2 separate regions of the Homo sapiens genome follow, and region 1 is linked to region 2. Evidence: chromatin loops called from intact Hi-C (ENCODE). Cell type or tissue: CD4-positive, alpha-beta T cell. All regions are shown on one strand. Region 1 overlaps ERGIC1 (endoplasmic reticulum-golgi intermediate compartment 1). Region 2 overlaps ERGIC1 (endoplasmic reticulum-golgi intermediate compartment 1).

Evidence for each region. Peaks named below come from ENCODE experiments on the same cell type or tissue, not always from the same donor. Only the 100,000 strongest peaks of a DNase experiment are listed, where the experiment ranks them.
Region 1: a loop joins it to region 2, with 2.2 times the contacts of the local background. A loop is called at or near these places in 9 of 110 quality-filtered maps.

Annotation. Positions count from the first base shown.
Region 1 is chr5:172,841,445-172,843,944 of GRCh38, reverse strand. The region is part of intron 1 of ERGIC1 (endoplasmic reticulum-golgi intermediate compartment 1); the gene reads right to left. Among named protein-coding and RNA genes, the nearest start is that of ERGIC1, 8.4 kb to the right of the region's middle. In CD4-positive, alpha-beta T cell, no CTCF peak of the experiment used is centred here; no DNase peak of the experiment used is centred here.
Region 2 is chr5:172,946,248-172,948,747 of GRCh38, reverse strand. All of the region lies in intron 9 of ERGIC1 (endoplasmic reticulum-golgi intermediate compartment 1), which reads right to left. Among named protein-coding and RNA genes, the nearest start is that of RPL26L1-AS1, 12 kb to the left of the region's middle. In CD4-positive, alpha-beta T cell, no CTCF peak of the experiment used is centred here; no DNase peak of the experiment used is centred here.

The sequences.
Region 1 (2,500 bases), 100 kb after region 2:
CCAAGTATACTTGTCTCACATTCCACATGAGCTCATCTCACCCTCACAAAATCCCCGCAAAGAAAGTATGAGCACCCCAATTTGCAGATGAGGAAAACTGAGGCTTGCAGAGGCAAAGTGTCTTGTCCTGGGCCCCACAGCTGGTAAACACTGAGGAAGGGATTTCAATCCAGAGAGTTCTGCCGAATGAGTGCAATGTGAGGGTCAGTTCCAAGGGCACTTCACAGCGTTCCGCAGGGGACCTGTGGTCAGTCCCCAGAGGGGTTTGCAAGGGCGAAGACCATTCAGAAAGGGTGGCCAGGGTTGGACCGCTACATACCACTTTCCCCTGAAGACTTGGAGACTCTTTCTGCACACCATGAACATACTCTTGGACCCAGCAAGACATCAAAACACGCCAAATATCACCAGGGTTTCCCAAAGTTCTTAAAGGATACTTTAGGTAATTCTATATGTTGGTGTGAAAGTGGGAGGGGAGAGAAGATCTAGTGAAGAATAATAAAAATCAGCAAGAAAAATCAGCAAAGCAGGATAGCACCATGTGAGGTGCCAGGCTCTGGGACCCCAGCTCTGCACCTCACCAGCTGTGTCCTGGGCCACTCCCATTCCAGCTCTGTGCCTTGGCTTACCATTTTAAAACTGAATAAAGAAAACATTAACGGAGTGAAAACGCAACTACAGAATGGAAGAAAACATTTGCAAACCATACACCTGATAAGGGGCTAATATCCAGAATATATAAGCAACTCCTTAAACTCAGTGGCAAAAATAAACTTCTATTTTATTTTATTTAATTTTTGAGACGGAGTTTCACTCTGTCACCCAGGCTGGAGTGCAGTGGCACAATCTCGGCTCACTGCAACCTCCGCCTCCCGGAGGTTCAAGCAATTCTCCTGCCTCAGCCTCCCAACTAGCTGGGACTACAGGCGCATACCACCATGCCCAGCTAATTTTTGTATTTTTAGTAGAGATGGGGTTTCTCCATGTTGGCCAGGTTGGTCTCGAACTCCTGACCTCAGGTGATCCACCCACCTTGGCCTCCCAAAGTGCTGGGATTACAGGTGTGAGTCACCATGCCTGGCCAAAAACCCTCCAATTTTAAAAAGCACAAAAAATGTGAATGGATATTTCTCCAAACAAGACATACAAATGGCCAAGATCTTGAAAAGATGCTCAAAATCTCTATTCATCAGGGAAATGCAAATAAAAATCACAATGAAATGGCACCTCATACCTGTTAGGATGGCTATTACCAGAAAAACAAAAGACATGTTGGCAAGATGTGGGGAGAGGGAATGCTTGTACACCGTTGGTGGGGAGGAAAGATAGTGCAGCCACTATGGAAAACAGGAGGAAGATTTCTCAACAAATTAAAAATAGAGCTACCATAGGATCCAGCGGTCCCACTTTGGGGTATTTATCCAAAAGAATTGAAATCAGGATCTCAGAGACATCTGCACTCCCATGCTCACTGCAGCATTATTCATAACTGCCAAGATGTGGAAACAACCTAAATGTCTATTAATGGGTAAATATTGGTATATATACACCTTGAAATATTACTCAGCCTTAAAAAAGGAAATTCTGTCATTTGTGACACCATTGATGAAACTGGTGGACATTACGTTATGTGAAATAAGGCAGACACAGAATGAAGACTGCATGATTCCACTTACATGAAGTATCTAAAATAGGCAAATATGGTGAAACCCCATCTCCACTAAAAATACAAAATTAGCTGGGCTTGATGGTGCATGCCTGTAATCCCAGCTACTTGGGAGGCTGAGGCAGAATTGCTTGAACCTGGGAAGTGGAGGTTGCAGTGAGCCGAGATTGCGCCATTGCACTCCAGCCTGAGCAACAAGAAGGAATCTCCGTCTCAAAAAAGAGGGTGCTCTGATGTTAGGTATTCTTACCACACAAAAAATAACCAAATTAATAGTATGACTATAAAGTGACAGCATGAGATGTGAGGGGTGATAGAGATGGAGCTGTCCTGTATCTGGATGGTGGTGATTACATGATAAACAAGCCTTAACTTTCATAGAAGAGTGCACAAACACACATTAATTTTATCATATGCTAACTTTAAAAATAAAACAAAGAAAATAAATCATGAATCATTGTATCTGTCTGTAAGGCCAGTGTGATTTTATAAGTCCAATGACATGCCTAGCCCAGTGCTCAAGACATTACAAGCTGAAGGGCCGTGAGGTATTGCTAATAAGATGAGCATTACTTCTCCTCCTCCAAAGATATTCAAGACCCAGACCAGAATCTGAGAAAGGAAAGCTAATGCATGGAGGGGCTATCACAACGCCAGTCCCCAGTACATCAGGGACATCCGGGTCCTCTGACTTTACTAACTGTAATTACAGCCAGGCCTCTCATCTCGAATAGGGTTTCCACCTTTTGGAGAAACAGAATGGTTTGTCCATTTCAAGCGGATCTGCCTTCCTGTGTAGCTGTGCTGCCTGGCAGGTGCCAGGAGGAAGGCTAA
Region 2 (2,500 bases):
ATATTTTCCTCTTGAGCATCTACTTTATGTCATTTATAAGAACCAACACCTCCCATCCTAGGAGCAGCCATAGGCCTCGGAGCAGCAGGAGCCCTACAGCCCATGAAGGAGATGCCTCTTCACTGAGGTACCCATGGGGTACAGAGAGGGAAGTAACTTGTCCGAGGTCACACAGTGCATGTGGCACTCACTCTTTCCCCCATGCCACATTTAAGGGGCATTTAAATGACCACAGGACTCAGAAGAAATAAACAGTTGTGTGGCCCCAGAGGACATTAGCAGCCCCAGAGGCACCACAGGTGGACGGCCAGCTACTGACCTGCAACCTGTGGGGAACTCTGGGAGCCAAGAACACCTTAATAGATGAACTGGTGCCCAGTGGTGGGAGGCTGGGAGACATAGCAAAGGCGAGAGGGAAGTGCGAATCAAACCAGTGTTTATTTTTTTAAATGATATTTCCATGAGATGAGCTAAGCGGGGGCCTGTGAGGCCCAGGATGGACAGACCAGGTCTGTATGGATGGGTGGCAGGGTAGCAGCTGGTCCTCCAGTAATAACAGCCCAGGAAACCGGAGCGGCCCCCCAGGGAGTGGAGAGGACTGGGGGCGCTGGGGGGATTATGGTGAAGTGTTTTAAGTGGGCAAGGCCCCTCCCTGCCGGCCTCAGAACATGACGCAGGGGGACTTTTCAGGGAAGATGACGGCAGGGGAGCTGGTTTATTTCGGTAGAGTGGATCAGATGATGGGAGATTTTATACCACAAAACGCTTTTAGAGCTTGGATCAGAAGATAGGAAAATGTGACTTACGTGCAATGAAGCAAAAAATAAAAAATAACCACACACACACACACACACACACACACACACACACAAAACACATCTGTATTCATCTACACACAATTTGGAACCCAAATGCTTATGACTCACAGACACCTGGCACCCAGTCTCAACTCTCCTTTCATGGGGCTGGCCCAGACCAGAGGGAGACAATGTGTGTATTGAGGTACACAGGAAAGCACATCGCCTGAGGGGAAACTGAGGCCCTGGGGCATGGAAACTGCTATGCAACTGGCTCAGTCACAGGGTGAGTGACTGCAAGCCTGAAGGCTAAGGGGGAACCCTGAGGCAGACTACCTATGAGTATCTACTGATTTTGCTCAACGTGCCCCCATCACCCCGCATCTGTTGAAGGGGCTGGTCACTGTTCACTTGAGGAGGTGAGGGGAGGGGAAATCCTCACACATTCCAGGGGGGTTTCCTCAAAGCTGAGATAACTCAGCTGGGCACAGTGGCTCATGCCTGTCATCTCAGCACTTCGGGAGATGGAAGGGTTGCTTGAGTCCAGGAGCTTGAGCCCATCCTGGGCAAAACAGTGAGATCCCCATCTCTACAAAAAATAAAAAAATTGGACAGGTGTGGTGGCTGTAGTCCCAGCTACTCTGGAGGCTGAGGCTGAGGATCATTTGAGCCCAGGAGGTCAAGCCTGCAGTGAGCTATGATTGCACCACTGCACTCCAGCCTAGGTGACAGAGCAAGATCATGTCTTTCTTTTTTTTTTTTTTTTTGAGATTGAGTCTCACTCTTGTCGCCCAGATTGGAGTGCAATGGGGTGACCTCGGCTCACTGCAACCTCCACTCCTGAGTTCAAGTGATTCTCCTGCCTCAGCCTCCCAAGTAGCTGGGATTACAGGTGCCCACCACCATGCCCAGCTAATTTTTGTATTTTTAGTAAAGACTGGGTTTTACCATGTTGGCCAGGATAGTCTCGAACCCCTGACCTCAAGTGATCTGCCTGCCTCGGCCTCCCCAAAGTGGTGGGATTACAGGTGTGAGCCACCATGCCTGGCCCCGTGACTTAAAAAAAAAAAAAATGCTGAGAGAACTCTAGTGGCCAGGCCCACATTGCCACGGCCCTGCTTTCATTATTTTATCTCTCATCCTTCAGGCCTCCCTGACACACTGGCAGTCAGTAGGAGGTGACTGGCATGAGGTGACGTAGAGTCACAGGAGAGGGTTCTGGTGCTCCCAGGACTGGCACTTCCTGGATTCTGACATATGGAAAGATTCAGAAATGCCCAGTGCCAGGGCGTTCTCACACCTGAACTCGCTCAGGGAAGTGGCTGGTCATGGCTGTCCCTCGTCTTAGAAGGTCACCATACCTTCTGGAACATGGGGAGATGCAGCCACAAGGCTGTGCCAGGTGGTGTGTCTGCCTTGGAATTCAGGCCCTACATGGGCGGCAGCAAGATGACAGGCTTTGCCATTTAGGATTCCTGGGATGATGTGGGAACAATGGGATCCAACAGCAGATATTCTGAAGCTGGAGGAGATGCTGGCGGGATCTCAGGAACTCACGGAGGGGAGGGCAGGGGTGCCGCTGGCAGGAGGGAAGACGCTGATTGGCATTTCCCTGGGCTGTGGGGATGGGGCCTGGGAGGAACACTAATGAATGAAACTGAAAAGAAAGCAAATTGCAGTCGTGACACTTAGTTCCCACAGCC